3 separate regions of the Homo sapiens genome follow, and all the other regions are linked to region 2. A link is a loop called in an ENCODE intact Hi-C map of the cell type or tissue named here. Cell type or tissue: gastrocnemius medialis. All regions are shown on one strand.

Evidence for each region. A loop is a pair of places that touch in the nucleus more often than their neighbours do. Peaks named below come from ENCODE experiments on the same cell type or tissue, not always from the same donor. Only the 100,000 strongest peaks of a DNase experiment are listed, where the experiment ranks them.
Region 1: a loop joins it to region 2, with 2.6 times the contacts of the local background. A loop is called at or near these places in 6 of 110 quality-filtered maps.
Region 3: a loop joins it to region 2, with 7 times the contacts of the local background. A loop is called at or near these places in 5 of 110 quality-filtered maps.

The regions. Positions count from the first base shown.
Region 1 is chr9:89,940,133-89,945,132 of GRCh38, forward strand. No RefSeq gene overlaps it. Among named protein-coding and RNA genes, the nearest start is that of MIR4290, 81 kb to the right of the region's middle. In gastrocnemius medialis, no CTCF peak of the experiment used is centred here; a DNase peak (open chromatin) is centred at 1,878; H3K27ac peaks cover 986 bases.
Region 2 is chr9:90,099,872-90,104,871 of GRCh38, forward strand. No RefSeq gene overlaps it. Among named protein-coding and RNA genes, the nearest start is that of MIR4290HG, 61 kb to the left of the region's middle. In gastrocnemius medialis, a CTCF peak has its summit at 2,637 (motif pointing left); a DNase peak (open chromatin) is centred at 2,610.
Region 3 is chr9:89,683,302-89,688,301 of GRCh38, forward strand. The region is part of intron 3 of LINC03062 (long intergenic non-protein coding RNA 3062); the gene reads left to right. Among named protein-coding and RNA genes, the nearest start is that of LINC03062, 46 kb to the left of the region's middle. RefSeq lists an enhancer at 2,443-3,014. In gastrocnemius medialis, no CTCF peak of the experiment used is centred here; DNase peaks (open chromatin) are centred at 1,734 and 2,020; H3K27ac peaks cover 3,059 bases.

The sequences.
Region 1 (5,000 bases), 160 kb before region 2:
CCTCGAGATGACTGCAGCCTGGGCCCACACCTTGACTGTGGCCCTGTGAGCGACCCAGGGTCAGAGACACCCAGCTAAGCCACACCCAGACTCCCGACCCACAGAAATCAGGATATAATAAGTGGTTGCTGCTTTAAATCGCTAAGTCCTGGAGGCATGTTCCACCCAGCAATAGGTAACTAATACAACCTCTTGTGGAATTTTTCCTCCATCTCCTCTGGGTAGCACGTTAGAATTGTCCTGGGGCAGGAGATTGGTTAAAATACACACGTTTGACAATACCCTTAGAGGCGCCAGCTGATGAGTCTGGAGTGGTGTCTAAAAATCTGCCTTTTTAAGCAGCATCTGGGACTTCTGATGGTGGTTCAGCAGCAAGCACAGAGAAAGCCTATCTAGAATGGCTGGAACCACCGCACTCTGTTACAGTTCATTTTTGCCAAGTGGCTAGGGTAGAGAAAAGCTTCATTTATGGTCATTCAATATTTATAAAGTAATTACTAAGCAAAAGTACCATGCCACTCATCATAGATTATATTTTCCAAAGAAGTCTGCAACAATTTCTCTTGTCTCATGTGCTCTTCTGCAAGGTGACCTTGACATTCCTCATCAAGAGGTGAAGCCTCGTTCTCATCCCCTTGAATCTGGACTCGCCTCGTGACTCACTCGTGACTAACAGAATGCAGTGGAATTGGTGCTGAATGACTTTCATGGCTCAGTCAGGAAAGCCATGCTTCTGCCTGGTTCTCTGAAGACCAGGACAAGCCACAATCCATGTAGGAAGTATGATTACTTTAAGATCACCATGCCATGGGTACACACTGTAGTTGACAGCCCCAGTCCAGCTGCACCCAGCAGCCTGTGCACCTGCCAGCCATGTGAGCAAGACATCGTGCAAGGACAGCCCACCAAGCCTTTGGATGACATCTGATGGTCACCCATGAGAGGCTCTAAGCTAAAGCTTCCCAGCCAGCTCTTTTCAAATTCCTGACTCACAAATGAGCAAAATAGGCTGGGCAGGGTGGCTCACACCTGTAATCCCAGCACTTTGGGAGGCCAAGGTGGGTGGATCATTTGAGATCAGGAGTTCAAGATGAGTCTGACCAAAATGGTGAAACCCCATCTCTACTAAAAACACAAAAACTTAGCCGGACTGTAGTGGTGCGCACCTGTAATCCCAGCTACTCAGGAGGCTGAGGCAGGAGAATCGCTTGAGGCTGGGAGGCAGAGGTTGCAGTGAGCTGAGATCATGCCACTGCGCTCCTGTCTGGGTGACAGAGTGAGACCCTGTCTCAAAAAACAAACAAACAGACAAAAAACAAACAACAACAACAACAAACAGCAACAACAACAAATTAGCAAAATAAAGCTAATAAGCAGAACACTGCTTAAGCTGAAATTGCAGATTAAAAGGCACATGCTTTGCTCTCAGTTTCATGACTAAAATCATGGACAGAAATCATTACAACTGGTCCTGGAAGAGAAAGGGCTTAGCATCTGAGCTGAGGGTTGGAGGAAGAGTGCAGTTTGCCATGATCCTGGGTCTTGGGAGGCAGTCCAGGTGCAGCAACCATCCCTAAGAGCTACAGCAATTCAGCTGTAGTATAGGGTTCAAATAGTGGGTAAGGGGCTGATAAAAGTGGGGAGGCCTGTCATGGACGAAGAGCTATTATTGCATGGGGAACCTACTGTGCCAGGCTAAAAAATGGTGATTTTGTCTTGGCCCCAGTCGGTGAGTGCTGGAGATTTTGGAACATGCTTATCTGGGTGGTGTAAACACCCATTTCTTGGTGGAAGAAAAGCAATAACTCTTTGCCAATCAACTGAGTGGAAAAAGGACCACATTGCAAGCCAAGCAGTTTCTATTTAAGTCCTTGTGCTCCCTGTGACTCACCCTATAATTTTGAAGAGATTACTTAAGGCCCATGCCCTCCTTGTAAACACCTGTCACTCTTCTGGTTTGCAGAGATGCTAGGAGGCTAATGAGATCACACATATGGAATGTATGGGAGCTTCTAAAAGAAATAAACCAGATACATTCACCGTCGTATTATCATCACCCCAGCCATGTGGAAGTGTGGAAGGCAGCTTTCTAGCAGACCTAGGGGTTCTGGGCAGGGCAGAAGCCAGAAACTCAGAAATAAAGGAAAAATAAAGAAAGGTATTTGGCCCCAGAGAAAGCAGGGAGATCCAGAAAGGACTGGAGAGTGAAAGATAGCATGACACAGGATGCGCTTGGCTGTGAAGGAGACCCCTACACCTTGCTTGGAGTGAATGACGGGGAAAGCTACGCTGATGCTCACAGTCCTGGGGTTCCCTCCCCATGGGGGTGGGCAGGACTTATGGCTTAACTCTAACATAGAATACGGAAAAGGGGAAGAGAGGTCACATCTGAGAGTAGGTGATTGAAAGACTGTGACTTCCCTCTGTCTGTCCCTCTTTGCACCCACCTCTCCCATCAAGTCTTCACAGCTCACCTGCTCTACTGAATCACACTGCCATGTTGTGAGTTGCCCATGTGGAAAGGGGCTGATGTCTTTTGCTAACAGCCATAAGAACCTGAGCACCTGCCAGCAGCCACATGCGTGAACCTCAGGAGTGGATCTTCCCCAAGGCAAGTCTCAAGATGACTGCAGCCCGGGCCGACACAGAAATTCAGAAATCCAGAAAAGTGAGAGATGCTGTGAGAGAAAGATGAGGGAGGAAAGAAGGAATGGGCCAGACTCTGAGGCACAAGGCTGGAGTGTGGGAGCTGAGGAAGCGCAGCGGGGCTGGCTGTGGATAGATGGAAGTTGAAGAGGAGGGTCTTGAATGACGGGGTGCGAACCAGCCTCCCCCAAGCTCAGCAACTGGACTTTTTTGTGCAGTGTCCTACAGATTAGGAGGAGGGTTATGTCTCTTTAACAATGTGTGTGCTGCAGCAGCTTTAGAGCAATAGAGCGAAAAAAGCCCAGATGTTCTAGGAGGAGCCCGTGGTGATGATAGATTTCAGTGGGCATGTGTGAGAAGGGATCCAGGGGTATGACAGGAGCAGTTAGAACAGGCCAGGTGAGAATAATGGGCCACTGAGTAAGACAGTGGCTGTCTGGAGAGCCCTGAAGTTGTTCCTACTATACGTGGTTTCCACCACCTGCTAGACTTAAAATAGCATTTCCATGTGTCTGCACCCTGAAGACCTCCTGAGTCAGGTTACCTACCCTCCTTTGCAAAGCAAACACCCCCTAAGGAATCCCAGCATTGTCTTGTGTACCCCTGCACCAACTCTAATGCACTGGACGTGGATTGAGAAAAAGAAAAGGAACACAGACTCCTTGGGTGGGACCTGCCTTTGGGGCTGTGCCTCTGAGCATTCATCCTAGCTGGAAATCCTTTGCGCCTGTGGTGGTTGTGAGAGCACAACTCACAGGGGCTCCTGCTGTATCCTCCCACCTGCAGTCAGGGCTCCAGAGGATGCCTTTGATCTTGGGGACATGATTCTTTGATCATGTCCCCCTCCCTGCCCCACCTTTGGGGGGACCTTGCACCTCTTTCCCTCCCCAGACATTGGAGTTATTACTTATTGCTGCTACTTTTTTTCAGGAGGAATAACATGTATGACTTTCTTTATTGATTAGCTTTCAAGGGCATTTGCTAGAGAAAACAGGCTATGGGGAGAAGCAGAGGTTCCAATAGCCCACATGGTGACTGGGTTTCCTTATAGCATCTGGTACCCTTGACTGTGTTTTCTGCTGGCTTGGGTTGGTCAGGTCTGCTCTCTGGGTCTCGTCTTCCTCTGGAGTGTTTCAGATGATCTATTAGGTGTGTGAAATTCACAGACTCAGCCAAGGGCTGTAAACATTTTTATTTTATGACTCCTTACCTTTATTTAATATTTGGCTTGTAACACAAACCGATATTCATGTGCTACAACTCTTTTTGTCACCCGGGGGTCTGTTTTCCAAGCATCTAAAGGTTGAAGTATTGTAAATGTATTTTATTTATGACATTGAAAAAATCCTTGTAGGACAAAATGTTTTTTTCTATGATTTCAGCTCCTCCTTCTGAATAAATCAAGTATGTTTAGAAAGAAATAACATTAAAGCATAGGCATTTAATCAAATCAGGCAAGTCACTCAAAGCTTACCGAGTGTTGGGGTAAGTAACCTCTTTAGTGAGCTCTGTTCGGAAAAGGCTATGTTTGGGCTGCTTTTCTGGTTCCTGAATAGAAGACCCATTGAGACTATTGCAAGTCCATGTGTCATCCCTCTCAAGTCTATGCACCCACCTTAGGTTCTTACATCCATGCATAGCCAACTACAGGCTGTTCCTTTGTGCCAGGTCCCAGGCCCATGCCAGGAGTGGGAATACAGAGGGCTCACACTCCAGACAGCAGAGAGAAGCCACTATTCTACCATGAAGCTGCAGAGGACTATGGAGGCAGCAAAGGGAGAAGTGCTACCTCATCCTAGGCAGGCTGGAGAGCGCCTCCCAAGAATGACATCACAGGGGAGGGGAGGAGGAAGGGCATGCACAGAGGTGCAGAGGCAGGGAGCAGGGAACCCTCTGCAAAGCCCAGGGGGGTGGAGGGAGAGGAAGGGCCCAGCTGAGGCATGGGAGCCAGGCATGCCAGGCATTGCTACCCTGGGACTTTGGATTTTATCCTTCAGACCAGGCACTTTTTAAAATTTTTTTAAATTTTTTGAGACAGTCTCACTCTTGTCACCCAGACTGGAATGCAATGGCACGATCTCGGCTCACTGCATCTGCCTCCTGGGCTCAAGCAATTCTCCTGCCTCAGCCTCCCGAGTAGCTGGGATTATAGGCATCTGCCACCACGCTTGAGTAATTTTTGTATTCTTAGTGGAGACAAGGTTGCACCATATTGGCCAGGCTGGTCTCAAACTCCAGACCTCAGGTGATCTGCCTGCCTCAGCCTCCCAAAGTACTGGGATTACAGGCGTGAGCCACTGCGCCCAGTGCTTTAGACTGTTTTTGTTGTGTTTTTTTTTTTTTTTTTTTTTTAA
Region 2 (5,000 bases):
TAATTTGGATAAGAAACTCACAATCTTAATTTAATAGAATCCTCTTTCCACTTTTTTGAGCTCCAGAGATCACACAAGCGGTGTGTGTGTAAATATATATGCATGTGTGTTTGCAGGTTTATATGTGCACGTGTGCACACGTGCATGTTTGAGAGATGGTGTGTTTTGAGTGTGCACATCTTTGCACATCTGTCGGAGGAGGGTAGGCAGCAAAGGATGTTCCCTGGGAAGGCATTGTTGTAGAAAGAATCTCACAAAGGAAATATTCAGAAGCCAAGGGTGGTGGGAAGAGGGCCAAGGGGAGGGCTGGGCAACTTGAAATTACACTTACTTATCTGGTTCTCTCGACAAGTAGCCTGTTCTGCTGGGCTACTTAGATCCATCTGCAGGCCAGTGCTGTCCTCCACAGGGCAACCGATCAACTTTCATGGGCTTCCAGATCAAAACTGACCAATTAGTATAAAGCTTTCTCTGAAGGGCCTGCCCATCAGTTCTTTTAAATACTCTCAGAATGATTGCATTGTCCAGCCAGGGTTGAAGCCCATGGTCTATAACAGGGGTCAACCAATGTTTTTCCATAAAAGCTCAGATAGCAAGTATCTTCAGGTTTGTAGGCCATATGGTCTCTGTCACAACTACGCTACTCTGCCCTTATAGCCTGAAACCAGCCATAGATAATCTCCAAAGATATAAACGTGACTGAGTCCCAACAAAACTTTAAGGATACTGAAATTTGAATGTCATTTGTTTTTCATTGGTCATAAAGTGTATTTGTTCTTTTCATGTGTTTTCATTCACTGAAAATCCAGAGAGCATCTCGGCTCACAGGCTGTATACACAAGTAGGCTGTGTTGGATTTGGATGTGGGGGCTAGAGCTTGCCTCCCTTGATCTTGATCACTGACTGGCATGTAGCTCAATGTCTACTGTAAGGTCAGGCTGGATTTTTAACCACCACTGGACATGAGTGTCCTGTAATATTGTCAATAAGTTTATTGATATCTTATTATTGATATTTTACATGTATGCAGGATTCATTCTTATTCTTGATAGCATGTCTAATGGGTAACTATTTACGTATTTATTTTCTCACCAAGGAGCATAGTGAAGCCAGCAATCTGAAGTTTGAATTTAAGCTTTTTTGATGATCTCATCTCTAATTTGAAGCCACAGACCTCCAGACAGCAGCAACCTTTAATCTGACAGTCAGAGAAAGGATTAGAGTGACAGTTTGAAGATGGGTTACTCGTGGTCTTGGTTTTTTTTTCCTTTTGTAGTAGAGCATTGTTGCTTTGAAGATTTATAGGTCAAGAATGTTGTAGAGACAGTCATATGCTGCTATTTGCCTGTAGGTAAAGTAAGAATCAAATTTAGCGGCGTTCAGACATGGCTGATATGCCAGGCTGCCAGAGACAAATATGTGAGTGCTTGCTTAAGTTTGGGGCTTAAGAACCATGTTAGTTTCATTTATTTCTGTAGGTATTTTAGGATTTTCAGTTTTGAGTATCTTAGTCAACTTTTTATGTTGATAGTTAATTGCACATTTCATATATCCAACTAAAAAATGTGGAAATAAGCAGATGATCTTTAAAATATAGTTTTCCCTGTTTATCTCGATAAATTCTTTTTTTTTTTTTTTTTTTTTTTGAGAGTGAGTCTCGCTGTGTCACCCAGGCTGGAGTGCAGTGGCCCGATCTCGGCTCACTGCAAGCTCCGCCTCCCGGGTTCATGCCATTCTCCTGCCTCAGCCTCCTGAGTAGCTGGGACTACAGGCGCCCACCACCACGCCCGGCTAATTCTTCGTATTTTTAGTGGACACGGGGTTTCACTGTATTAGCCAGGATGGTCTCAATCTCCTGACCTCGTGATCCGCCCTCCTGGGCCTGCCTCCCAAAGTACTGGAATTACAGGCATGAGCCACTGCGCAAGGCCAATCCTAACTTTTTAAATGACAGACACATTGTTTGCCCTTTGCTTGTAATACTTTGAATGGTTAATTTGTATATCCCTTATTGATCTTCACTACACCTCAATATGAGTACACTGGACAAGGAGCCATGTTTCCATTTTCAGATAGAATAAGAGAAGTTTGAGAAGCTACCATGTAGCTTTATGAGGCAGGTTATCTGTTTTACAAGATGTCTTCAGAGTTTTTTCTATCTCTAATTTTTAAATAATTTTTACATTTTTTTCTACTGTGATTCTGAATTTAAAAAAATGGAACTAACTTCACACTCTAAATTTGCATTTTTGTCATGCTAAGATATATTCCCCTTCATGTAACTTTTCCTTTAATAGCACAAATTACAGCAACACTAGATGGTATTATTTTGAAATAGTTTAGAGAGGATCTTTGTGATTCTTCAACAATTAAGTCCTGCAGACACATCTCCATCTTTGGAGGCTCCCTATCTTTTACCAAGGGTCAAGTATATGGTGACCTTTTCAAACTGTTCCCTGCTAGGTGTCTGAGTTTGGCTCTGAAAGAAATCATTTCCTTTAAGAGCTCGCTCCAAAGCAAAGCCTTTACACGTGTAACATCTCCTTGGCCACATGCGTCACTCTGCATATAAACAGCCTGATTGGCTGGGGCTGCTTAGATCCATCTGTAGGCCAGTGCTGCCCTCCACAGGACAACCGGTCAACCTTCATGGGCATCAGAATTACCTGAGAAGTTCTGCCAAAAAGACACGCCTGAAGGAGCAGGTGCAGGTCTACCTGGAACCCTGGCCTCTGAATGTCACCAAGTGTCCAGGGATTCTTGAAACTTCTCAGGGGACTTTACTCTGTGGTGTGTTGGGCTGTATGGACTGCTGATGTCTCCTCTGAGAGGATTTACAACCCTGGGCACATAAGAATCACGTGGGAGAACTTTAAAAAGTGACAGTCCCAGACTGCACCCCCAGAGATCCTGATTCTGGAAGTCTGGAGTGGGTGTGGGTCAGGCTAATGAAGCTCCTGGAGGCTTGAAGGCTCTGTTAGGTGTGAGCATCCCAGACTCTGCCTGGGTAATTCTAAACCCTGGTTGCACTTCAGCATCGCACAGGGAGACTTATAGACCACTTGTGTCTCATGTGGTGAGCTGAATAAAGTCCGCGAAGATGTCCACTTCTGCATGCCTGGAGCCTATGAATATGTTACTGCTGTGGTCTAAATATTTGTGTCCCCCCAAAAATTGTAGTTTGAAAACCTAATCACCAGTGTCGTGGTATCAGGAGGTGGGGTCTTTGGGAGGTAATTCAGGCAGACTCTTCCCTCATGAATGGGATGTGTACCATTGTCAGAGAGGCCCCAGAGAGCTGCCTTGCTCCTTCCACCATGTGAAGGTGCAGGAAGAAAGCACAGTCTGTGAACCAGGAAGTGGGTCCTGAGCAGACACCAAACCTCCAGGTACCTTGATTTTGGACTTCCTAGCTTCAAGAACTGTGAGAAATAATTGTGTGTGTGTGTGTGTGTGTGTGTGTGTGTGTGTGTGTGTGTGTAAGACAAAGTCTCGCTCTGTCGCCCAGGCTGGAAAGCAGTAGAGCCATCTCAGCCTACTGCAACCTCCGCCCACATCCCTCCCCACTACCCCCTTTCCCCGCCCCCACCCCAGGTTCAGGCAATTCTCATGCCTCAGTCTCCTGAGTAGCTGGGACTACAGGCCCGTGCCACCATGCCTGGCAAATTTTTGTATTTTTAGTAGAGACGGGGTTTCGCCATGATGGCCAGGCTGGTCTCGAAATCCTGGCCTCAAATGATCCACCCACCTTGGCCTCCCAAAGTGCTGGGATTACAGGCATGAGCCACCGCGCCTGGCTGAAAGTTTGTTTTTTGTAAGCACCCAGCTTATGATCGTTTGTTTTAACAGCCCAAATGGATTAAGACAATTACATGGTAAAAAGAACTTTGCAGATGTGATTTGGTTAAGGATCTTGTGATGGGGAGGTTATCCTGATCACCTGGTGGGTACTAAATAAAATCACAAGGATTGCTTATAAGAGGGAGGCAGGCAGTTAAGAGCCAGAGAAAATGTGAAGATGGAAGCAGAGATCAGAGTCATGTGAGGTCTGAGTCAAGGAATGTAGATGACCTCTAAAAACTGAGAAAAGCAAAGACATTGATTCTCCTCTAGATCCTTCAGAAGTAATGCAGCCTGCCAACACTTTGATTTTAGTCCACTGAAACTAATTTTGAACTTCTGACCTTCAGAACTGCAAGATCATAAATCTGTTATTTTAAACCACTAAGTTTATGGTAATTTGTTACAGTGGCAACAGGAAATGAATACAACTGAGACCTCAGCACAGACCATGTAGACCAGAATCTCTGGTGCTCTTTCCTCCCTGCTTCTCCCGTTAAGAAACATCTTAGTTTATGACAGTCTAGTTTGAGTTAACGCCAAATTAATTTCACAGGTATACAAAAACTTTGCTTCTATGATCTTTGATCCTCCCTCCCACCTTCATGCTGCTATTGTTACAGATTACATCTTTATACATTGTGTGCCCATCACTCAAGATTTAGAATTACTGTTTTATGTAGTGGTCTTTTAAATCAGACAGAAAAAAAGAAAGAAATGGCTGGGTGCGGTGGCTTATGCCTATAATCCCAGCACTTTCGGGGGCCAAGGCGGGTGGATCACCTGAGGCCAGGAGTTCAAGGCCAGCCTGGCTAACATGGCGAAACCCTGTCTCTACTAAAAATACAAAAACTACCTGGGCACACTGGTGTGTGCCTGTAATCCCAGCTACTCAGGAGGCTGAGGCCAGAAGAATCGCTTGAACCCAGGAGGCAGAGGTTGCAGTGAGCCAAGATCACACCACTGCACTCCAGCCTGGGTAACAGAGTAAGATTCCATCTAAAAAAAAAAAAGGAAAAAAGAAAGAAGTTATGAACCAAAAGTACCTTTATACTGTTTTTTACTTTTACCTATGTTGTCACATTAACAGGGCCTTTTATTTGTTAGTGTGGATTTGAGTTACTACCTAATTTCCTTCCATTTCAACATGACGTGTTCCC
Region 3 (5,000 bases), 420 kb before region 2:
TATGATTTTTTTTAAATTAAATTTTTTAAAATGTGAAAGCACATATTGTGGTGTCTCTTAGCCCCAGAGCCAGAGGGCAATTAGACTCTAGTGTCCTCATTGTACCCTAAAGCAAAAGCTAAGCGTGCTCCTGGCAGGCACAGGCCGTAGCAGGGCCTACAGGCTGCCCCTTTCTTGGTAGTGCAGTGATCCTAGCCAGATCCAGACATATATACTTGGCCCACGGTGAGGGGCTGGCAGGGTTGTGGGAGAGGGTCTGTGTGGCACATGCTGAGTGGTGGATTGTTCTCAGAGTGAAGTGTGTTTTTCTTCTCCAGCACTGCCTCTCTGTAGAGACACGCCTGGCCAGCAGCAGAAGCTCCAGCATTCTTTGTTATCACCTCTCTGGACTAAGTGAGAAGTCCACCCGTCCTATCCCTCTTTACCTTCCAGTTGGGGTTGGGGCCAGCGACTGCTGCATACTGTGGGTGGCAGTTTTGAGATGCACCCACACGTTCTTCAGCACCCCTACCCCTGAGGGGTGAGGTCTGCCTCCTCCCCTGGGACCCAGGCTCATCTTCAGGACTGGCGGATCCACAGTGTCCAGCAGACAGTGTGTCTGCTGGGATGGTGTCTGACTCCTGAGGATGAGCCCTCAAAGGCACTGCAGCTTCTACACTGAGCGCTGCTGGGAGGTTCTTGCTGGAGCCCTGAGTGTTAATAACACCCAACAAGTCCTGCCACCTGTGGCCGCCATAATGCCAGGAAGCACAAAATATCCCATGGGGAGAGAGCACATGGGAAGGGTTGAGGCTGTATGATGAGATGCCTGGCCAGCCCCTGACAGCTCCTGTCACTGTCTGACTACACCGCAGAAAGCCCTAAGCCAGAGCCACCCAGCTGAGCCTTCCTGACACCAGGAGTGAGCATAAAATAACTGTGGTTGTTTTAAGACACTCAGTTTGGGACGATTTGTTACACAGCAGTAGACAATGAGGATACCTGATGCTCCCTGCTATTACCCTTCTCGCTCCAGACTGGGAAACCCCATGCTTCCTGGACAGCCCATGGATTCTTAGAGAGAGGGCCCAAGGGTTCTTCTCCTGCCATTTCCAGCTCTCGGCCCTCAACAAGGCTGCTTCAGATGACGAGGCACAAATCCCAAGCCTTATGCTTGCTTACTTACAAGTGCCTCTGCTAATTTACTTTTAATTCCTCCCTTTCTTTCAAAGGGCTTGCAGGTGCCTTGGCATGCTCCCACAAGGAGTTAAAATGAAATCAAGGACATTGGCAGACTTTAGTAGAAAAGTGGGGAAGAGAAATGAATATATCAGGAATCTAAGATAAAGTGGATGCTGGCATGGAGTTAATACTTAACTCTCATTTCTTGACAGCTAAGGGTTTTTTTTTTTTGAAGTGCCAGTTCTTTAAAAAAAAAAAAAGGTAGAGTAGTTCCTCCAGAGAGGCAAGTTATTTTCCTGGCATTTTTGCCCAGAAAAATAAAGTATTTAAATATACAGCATAGGAAATAACATAACATTTAATGTTTCCAACAAAATGTGTTTTCAGAGGAATAAAACTCTCACGTGGTAATTTTTCGTGTCGTTGCATAATAAAGTCCTTGGGCAAAATGTTTTGTCCTCCTCTGGGCACAGCCTATCTTTTGGCAGCTGGACAGAGCTCAGAAGACCCGGGAGACAGAATCTGCCTTGGCGGGCAGGTCCCTTGTGGACATCGGCAGCCCTTGCTGTGCTTTTAGCAGGAACAGGGTGATGTCTCACCAATGCCAGGGGCAGATATTCTGGGCCGTTGAATGAGGCCGGATCCACATGCTCTTGAGCTTTCCAGACAAAGCAAATGCTGACATTCTGTTCCACAAGTCCTGTCGGGAACTCTGGCTCCAGTGGAGAGCCAGGGGACCGTGAGGGCCAGTCAGCGCCTGCTTCTCCCTTAGAAGGTTTGTTGGGCTGGAATATCTGGACGGCACTCCATGGACTTCTCTGGAGCATGAGACAATCTGAATAGGCACAGGTGGTGCCTTGGATCTGTGCTGTGTGACTCAAGCTGCAGGCTGGAGGTTCTCCCTGGAGACAGCTCGGGCTGCTGTCCTGCTATAGGAACTGGCCAGGCCTCCCTCTGCAGGCACCAAGTAATGGCTTTGCGTTCTTGTTGGTCACGGCTAACATGTATTCATGCCACACAAAACACAGGCACGTGCGGTGCGTGGGTTTTTATGCCTTATCGCCTGTACCAAAAATAAATCTTCCTTGTCAGGCCTGACTCCAGAGCATGGGAGTGGGCACAGCGTCAGTCGTCTGGCACTGCCTCCCTTGTCATCCTGGGGTTGCCATCATGGAATGGAACTGCTCTCTGTCTGCTTTGTCTTACTCCTCCACTCCAGCGTGTACCCACAGAGAGGAATGGCACAGGGGACACACATTTCCCTGGATGTGGGACATCTGCAAGGGCTCTCTGTGTGTCCCTCCAGCAGGAGGGCTGTGTCCTGTTCTTTGGGGGAGCTGGGGATCTGGTGGGTATAAATGCTCCACCTCCGGCTTCCAGCATCCTAACAGAGGCTGCGCCCATTTGGGCAGAAGATTGGACCCGGGGCAGGGTCCGTGAGCACTGGGAGGCTCGCCAGTGGCTTGGCCCTGCGTAAACCTGGACAACTTGGACAAACTCTGGGGCAGGGTGGGGAGAGGCCCAGGAACTACCCTGGTGGAAATTCCCACCCATGTGGTGTGGGGGATCCGGCTCTTGATATGTAGGGAAATGACGAATGTGCAATTTTCTGCTCACCTGAGATCCACGCTGGCCATAAGAGCATTATTATTTTCTGACAGGACAATAAAAATGCGTGCTTTCTCTTACCATCTAGCTCTGTGCACTCCAGTTAAATCACACCTAGCTGGCTGCTGACTCAGCCTCTTGCAGAACGTCCAGACAGATGTTCCAACATTACCTGGTCACTCCTGCCTGGAGCTGCAGCCTCCCTGCTGGTTCCCATCCCCAGGGAGCCGGCCTGCTCTTCCTGCCCTGCCACCTGTGTTGCTCCAGGCTCAGCCCTCATCCTCGGGGAGCATCAAGGTCAGAGTCAGCAATGCTCTCACGTGGTTCTGAACAACATGCCCAGGCAGCTCCCAAGAGCAGCTCTGCCAGATTCTACCATTCCCATTCTCCTGTTGGTGACTATATGCCTTCTCTTTTTATAAAACTATTTCCTTCTCCTTTGTAGGCAGCTCACTCAGTTTCCTTATGGCTGAGTTGCCCCCTTGGTAAGTGAGATATCAGATGTAGGATGCCTAGAAGCCCCTCTACAAAGGACACTGATGACTATGATACTGATGATGTACAGCTTTCTAGAAGCATTGGTGGACCCTGCTATGCACTCTAGACTCCCTTCCAGGAAGACCTTGCTGCCCAGCTGCAGGGATGTGGTCAGCAGACAGCCCCCAGCTGGCCTTCCTCCAGGCTCAGGGTCACCTCAGCTTCCTCAGCCACTGCACCCATCCCAGGTGGCCACCTCCAGCACTGGGGTGCAGTCCAGGAGGCAGTCGCACAGGGCCGGCAGCTGCCTAACGGGCAAATCTTCAGTGGTATCCCTGACCTACAGCCCCCTCGGGGCCAGCCCAGGCTGGCAGGGAGCCTGTATCTTGCTGTCCTGTACCCTGCCCTGTGCTATGGATCCCAGGGTGCTCCTTCATCCAACCCTGCATGCCAGCTCTGTGAGAGTTGGCTAGGATGGGCACAGATGTCAAAGCTGGGGGGCCGGAGAGTTTACTTCCAGCTCCCTCTTTCAATAGGTGAGGCGCAGCATGGCTGACCTGCAGCTCAGCCCCAGCCTCTCTCTGCATATTCATTGGGACAGCAGACAGGAGGCCAGAGAGCCAGTGCTTCCGACAGAAGCCAGGGAGGCCTGTGGAAAACTGTATTTCCTTGTGGTTTATACAATGAGAACACTGGTGTAGAGTTCCAGGCCCCTCCACTCTGTAGGGCATTTTATTTCTTGGCTTCAGTGTCAGAGGACAGAATGACATTAGCCCCATTCAATATTTCTTTCATGCTCTCAAGGGAGGCTGCAGGGCTCCACCTGCCCATCCTGTATGTCTGTAATTTTTGCTCCTGGTTTATTACTTACCCACATGCGCAATGTAAACACGTGCCTACTGAGTGGCCAGGCCGGTCACAGCATCCACCTCCTGAAACCTGTCAGGAGGGGCAGGAGGGGCTCAGAGCCACTTGTGTCCTGGGAGCACAGGACTGGGAATCAGATGGGCTTAAAGTCTCCCCACTGACTTTTATCAGAGCCACATGACCTAGAGGGCTGTCTTAGTCCATTTCCCATTGCTTGTAACAGAATACCTGAAACTGGGTAATGTATAAAGAAAGGGAATTTCTTACAGTTCTGGAGGCTGGGAAGTCCAGGGTCAAGGGCGTGCCTCTGGGGAGGACCTCCTTGCTGGTGGGGACTGACGAACATGCTCAGCAAGGCATCACGTGGTAAGGGGGCTGAGCGTGCTTTCCTTTGCTCATAAAGCCACTGAGATAACCCTTTAATCTGTTAATCAATGAAGAGATTAATCTGTTCCTAAAGGCAGAACCCTCATGATCCAATCACTTCTGATAGGCCCCACCTGAGTCTCAATATTGCCACATTGGGGATTTAGTTTCAACACGAGCTTTGGAGGGAACATTCAAACCATACAAGGATATACACATTCCCGGTCCTCACACATAAACTGGGCGGGAGAGCCTCAGGAGCTGTAGTACTGCCCCCTCAAGTTTCCCTAAAAGCAGCTGCCTTTCTTAGAGCTCAAGGCTGAGGGCACAGCACCGCCCAACTAAAGCTCGGCTGCCCTATATTCTGACGGATCCTTATTGATAAGGCCTGGAAAAGAGATATCCAGGGGAAAAGAACCCAATAGGAAAGAAATTGTGATTCAGGGCCTGGAACAATTTTGAGACTGTCATCAAGCCAAATGCAGAAGGAAAAAACCCACAAAAACAAGGTAACTAAAAAC